Linked DNA regions of Homo sapiens: region 2 is linked to region 1. A link is an interaction called in ENCODE POLR2A ChIA-PET data of the cell type or tissue named here. Cell type or tissue: Panc1. All regions are shown on one strand. Each heading gives the region's core, and the rest is flanking DNA. Links, peaks and the distances in the headings are about the cores only. Region 1 overlaps LOC107984869 (a long non-coding RNA gene). Region 2 overlaps CEP20 (centrosomal protein 20).

Region 1 (2,810 bases), core at 191-2,690:
CTACTCAACAGGCTGAGGCAGGATAATCACTTGAACCCGGGAGGCGGAGGTTGCAGTGAGCCAAGATCGTGCCACTGCACTCCAGCCTGGGCGACAGAGCGAGCCTTTGTCTCAAAAAAAAAAAAAACAAAAAAACAAAAAACAAAACAAAAAACCCTGAAAATGTCAATTATATATGGAATATCAGTAGCACAATGTATGGCTGTTGTAACATGGTACCGAAGTCCAAGATCAAAATGCTGGTAGATTCAAGTGTCTGGAGAGGACCTGCTTTTCTAGATAGCTGTCTTTTCACTGTGCCTTCCTATGATAAGTGGCAGGGGATCTCTCTGGGGTCCTTTTTATTTATTTATTATTATTTCAATTTTAAGTGGAGATGTCGTCTCACTATGTTGCCCAGGCTGGTCTCAAACCACTGGGCTCAAGCGATCTCAACACTTTGGGGGCCTTGGTAGCTGAACCATTACAAGCGTGAGCCACCACATCCAGCCTGGGGTCCCTTTTATAAGGGCACTAATCCCAGTCATGAGAACTCCACTGTCAAGACCTAATCATCTCTCAAAGGCTCACCTCCTAATACCATCACCTTAGGGGTTAGGATTTCAACATATGAATTTTGGGGGATATAAACATTCAGAATATAGCATGGAGACTGTAGTGAGTTAAAACTGAAAACTGCTTAGAATTCAGTTTAAAGAAAAGTTACACTCCTCCCACCCCATAAAGCAAGTGAACTGTATTGATCCCAACCACAAAAATTAGACATTCTAGATGAATGTCTTTGAGAAAATGAATGAGAGAGGGTCCAGATGTAGCAAGAGACAGAGTAGAAGAAGGAGTGAGAAATCAATGCAACTATCAACAGGAGAATTCAATGAGAGGCACTTAAGAATGGTGAGATCCCTGGCTGGTCGTGATGGCTCACACCTGGAATGCCAGCACTTTGAGAGGCTGAGGTGGGTGGATTACTTGAGCTCAGCAGTTGGAGACCAGCCTGAGCAACATGGCAAAACCCCGTCTCTACCAAAAATAGACAAAAAAAATTAGCCAGCTGTGGTGGTGCACACCTTTGGTCCCAGCTACTTTGGAAGCTGGGAGGATCACTTGAGCCTGGGAAGTTGACGCTGCAGTGAGCCACAATGGCATCACTGCACTCCAGTCTGGGTGACAGAGCAAAACCCTGTCTCAAAAAAATGAAAATAAAAATAAAAAAGGGTTGGGTGCGGTGGCTCACGCCTGTAACCCCAGCACTTTGGGAGGCTGAGGCTGGCGGATCACTTGAGATCAGGAGTTCGAGACCAGCCTGGCCAACATGGCGAAACCCAGTCTCTACTAAAAATACAAAAATTAGTTGGGCATAGTGGTGGGTGCCTGTAATCCCAGCTACTCAAGAGGCCGAAGCAGGAGAATCACTTGAACCCAGGAGGCAGAGGTTGCAGTGAGCCGAGATCACGTCACTGCCTGGGCCTGGGACAGCCTGGGCCTGGGTGACAAAGCAAGGCTGCGTCTCAAATAAAAAAGAAGAAAATTTGAGTTGCTCAACACACATGTTCCTATCTGAGGTTGAATGAGGCCACACCCTGACTTCTTGTTTCAGCTGTCCTATTGTAAATGTCCTTTTTTTTTTTTTCTTTTTTTGAGATGGAGTCTCACTCTGTCTTCCAGGTTGGAGTGCAGTGGCTCGATCTCAGCTCACTGCAACCTCTGCCTCCTGGGTTTGAGCAATCCTCCTGTCTCAGCCTCCCGAGTGGCTGGGATTACACGTGCCCACCACCACGCCCAGCTATTTTTTGTATTTTTTGTAGCGACGGGGTTTCACCATATTGGTCAGGCTGGTCTTGAACTCTTGACCTCAGGTGATCCACCCACCTCGGCCTCCCAATGTGCTGAGATTACAGGCGTGAGCCACTGCGCCAGGCCACAAATGTCCTTTTTGCAGCATTTGTGTGCCATAGGTTTCACATTTCTGTGGTATTTATTATTGATTTTGCTGTTTGAAATGGCCCCCAAGCATAGCACTGAAGTGCTATCTGGTGTTCCTAAGAAAATACATGTTTTGGGTCCGGCGCGGTGAATAGTGCCTCTGTCGACATGTGTGTATGTGCATCTATGTGAGTGCATGTTTTCATTTATTTTGTGAATATTCTAGGAGTAGAATTGCTGAGATATATGGTAATTCTGTGTTTAACTTTTTGACGAATCATTAAACAGTTTTTCTCAGCAGCTGAACCATTTTGCATTTCCACCAGCAATGCATGAGTGTTCCAATATCTCCACATTCCTGTCAGCATTTGTTATTTTCTGCATATTTACTTATTTATTTATTTATGTAATTTAGAGATAGGATCTCACCCTATTGCTCTGGCTAGAATGCAGTGGCATGATCATAGCTCACTACAACCTCAAACTCCTGGGTTCAATCCTCCCGACTCAGTTTCCCAAGTAGCTAGAACCACAGGGGTGTGCCACCACTCCCAGCTAATTTTTTAATTTTTTGGAGAGATGGCAGTCTTGCTATGTCGCCCAGGCTGGTCTCAAACTCCCGGACTTAAGTGATCCTCCTGCCTTGGCATCCCAGAGTGCTGGCATGAGTCACTGTTCCCAGCTGCACCCCCCAATACACACACTTTAAAAAAAAATTGTAGCTGTCCTAGTGTGTGTGAATTGAGACCTCACTGTGGTTTTTGTCTGTGTTTCTCTAAAGACTAATGATGTTGAACATCTTTTTATGTGCCTGTTGGTGATTTACGTATCTTCTAGGAATGTCTATTCAAGTCCTTTGTTCATATTTGTTTCCCTTTTTTATTGCT
Region 2 (2,810 bases), core at 212-2,711, 54 kb after region 1:
ATCCTGGCCAACACAGTGAAACCCCGTCTCTACTAAAAATACAAAAAAGAAATAGTTGGGCGTGGTGGCACGTGCCTGTAGTCCCAACTACCCTGGAGGCTGAGGCAGGAGAATTGCTTGAACCTGGGAGGCAGAGGTTGCAGTGAGCTGAGATCGTGCCACTGCACTCCAGCCTGGGTGAAAGAGCGAGACTGTGTCTCAAAAAAAATAATAAATAAAATAAAAAAGAATATGTATTAGACTACAGCCCCTGACAGTGCTGATGATGTAGGAATAAACTTGAATTTGCTCAAATATATTAAGACTAAATCACTGCAACATGAGAACTATATGTTTTAGTATAAACATGGCTGGTGGTAGTGTAATTGTTTAATAATTTGTCACAATGTTTAGATTAAGAGCTGCTTGAGAGCTGTTTTTGTACCATTTACCTTTTCAACATTTCTTTTCAAAGTATGCCTAAGAATGACAAATTTACTCTGTAACTGAAGCCTTAATATTTTATATCGAACAGTTTTAAAGGACACCTTGGAAAAAAAGGGGGTATTAGGGCATTTAAAAGCAAGGATCCGAGCTGAAGTTTTCAATGCCCTAGATGATGACCGTGAACCCCGACCATCATTGTCTCATGAAAACCTTCTAATTAATGAATTAATTCGAGAGTATTTAGAATTCAACAAATATAAGTATACAGCATCTGTCCTCATAGCAGGTAAGTGGTTATTATTTATCACATAAAATCTGTTTCTCCCCTTTCCCCAATTCTCAGAAACTGTTTATCCTAGAAATCTAATTCCCTTACCAGATAGTGCCATCTGGGTGACTGGGACACAAAAATCACATGGGTTCTTTCTGTAGCTTAAACAGATTCTTACAAGAGAAAATACATAACTAAATAATCACTTAAACTAGGCATATACTTGGAAAAATCATCTATAATTCCTGTAACCGAGAATAAACAATTGTTGACGTTTTGTCCTGTTTGCCACCAGTTTTTTCCTGTGTATTAAGCTTTAAAAATATACGCTGATTAAGTATATTATTTGTTAAAAAATAGGCTGGGTAGGTGGCTCACACCTGTAATCTCAGTGCTTTGGGAGGCCGAGGCAAGATTACTTGAGCCCAGGAGTTCGCGACCAGCCTGGGCAACACAGGGAGACCCCATCTCTGGAAAAGAGTTTTTAAAATTAGCCATGCATGGTGGCACGTGTCTGTTGTCCTAGCTGAGGCTGAGCAGGGGTCGGGGAGGGGGTGATCATGTGAGCCCATGTGCTCTGGGCTTTAGTGAGCCATGATCGCATCACTGCACTCCAGTCTGGGCAACAGAGAGAGACCCTGTCTCTTTTTTCTTTTTCCAGAGACAGAATCTCACTCTGTTGCAAAGGCTGGACTGCAGTGGTGCGATCATGGCTTATTGCAACTTTCACCTCCTGGGCTCAAGCAGTCTTCCTGCGTCAGTCTCCTGAGTAGCTGGGACCACAGGTGCATGCCTCCATGCCCAGCTAAATTTTTTTATTATTTATAGAGATGAGCTCTCACTATGTTGCCCAGCCTGGTATTGAACTCCTGGGCTCAGGTGATCCACCTATCTCACACTCCCCAAATGCTGGGATTACAGGCATGAGCCACTGCACCCAACCCCTGTCTTTTTTTTCTTTCTTTTTTTTTGAGACGGAGTCTCACTCTATTGTGATCTCAGCTCACTGCATCCTCCGCCTCCTGGGTTCAAGCAGTTCTCCTGCCTCAGCCTCCCGAGTACCTGGAACTACAGGTGTGTGCTGCCAGGCCCGGCGAATTTTTGTATTTTTTAGTAGAGACGGGGTTTCACTATATTGGACAGGCTGGTCCAACTCCTGTCTCTTAAAAGAAAAAAAACTGTCCCTGTCTATATATAGATATGTAGATATATGTCTATTTGTGTGTGTGTGTGTGTGTATCTAGATAGATAGATAGATAGATAGATAGATAGATAGATAGATAGATAGATATAATGGAGATAAAACTTTGAAATATTACTACTATGTAGTGCTTAGGTACATTTACAAATGTATGTATCTAAAAGCATGGTATTTATAAAGGACTAGGCTGGTATATTAGGTTGTTTTTGGATTGCTATAAATAAACACCTGAGACTGGGTAATTTATGAAGAGAAGAGGTTTTTTTGTATGTTTGTTTGTTTGTTTGTTTGTTTTGAGACAGAGTCTTGCTCTGTCACCCAGGCTGGAGTGTGGATTGATCTCGGCTCACTGCAACGTCTACCTCCTGGGTTCAAGTGATTCTCCTGCCTCAGCCTCCCAAGTAGCTGGGACTACAGGCCATGCCCAGCTAATTTTTTGTATTTTTAGTAGAGACAGGGTTTCACCGTTAGCCAGGATGGTCTCAGTCTCCTGACCTCGTGATCCGCCCTCCTCGGCCTCCCAAAATGTTGGGATTACAGGCGTGAGCCACCGCACCCGGTTGAAGAAAAGAGGTTTACTTGGCTCACGGTTCTGCAGACTGTACAAGCATGGCACTGGCATCTGCTTAGCTTCTGGGAGGCCTCAGGGAGCTTTTGCTCACTGCAGCAAGCACGTTACATGGTGAAGGCAGGGGCCAAGGGTGGGGAAGGTTAGTGCCACACACTTATAAATGACCTGTTCTCATGAGAACCCACTCACTGTGGTAAGGACAGCACCAGGCCATGAGGGATCCACCCCCATGACCCAAACAACTCCCGCCAGGTCCCACTTCCAACACTGGGGAGTGCGTTGCAACATGAGATTTGGGCGGAGACAAATATCCAGACTCTAGCAGCGGGAAACTCCAAACT

Evidence for each region. ChIA-PET counts read pairs that join two places held together with the same protein. Peaks named below come from ENCODE experiments on the same cell type or tissue, not always from the same donor. Only the 100,000 strongest peaks of a DNase experiment are listed, where the experiment ranks them.
Region 2: POLR2A ChIA-PET joins it to region 1 with 5 read pairs; 15 of 35 experiments call an interaction of 5 or more read pairs at or near these places.

What each region holds. Positions count from the first base shown.
Region 1 is chr16:15,935,713-15,938,522 of GRCh38, reverse strand. The region is part of intron 1 of LOC107984869 (a long non-coding RNA gene); the gene reads left to right. Among named protein-coding and RNA genes, the nearest start is that of ABCC1, 12 kb to the left of the region's middle. In Panc1, for the core only: no CTCF peak of the experiment used is centred there; no DNase peak of the experiment used is centred there.
Region 2 is chr16:15,881,910-15,884,719 of GRCh38, reverse strand. It overlaps CEP20 (centrosomal protein 20), which reads left to right. Exons shown (of 5, transcript NM_144600.4): 2 at 515-712. Among named protein-coding and RNA genes, the nearest start is that of CEP20, 5.3 kb to the left of the region's middle. In Panc1, for the core only: no CTCF peak of the experiment used is centred there; no DNase peak of the experiment used is centred there; H3K27ac peaks cover 493 bases.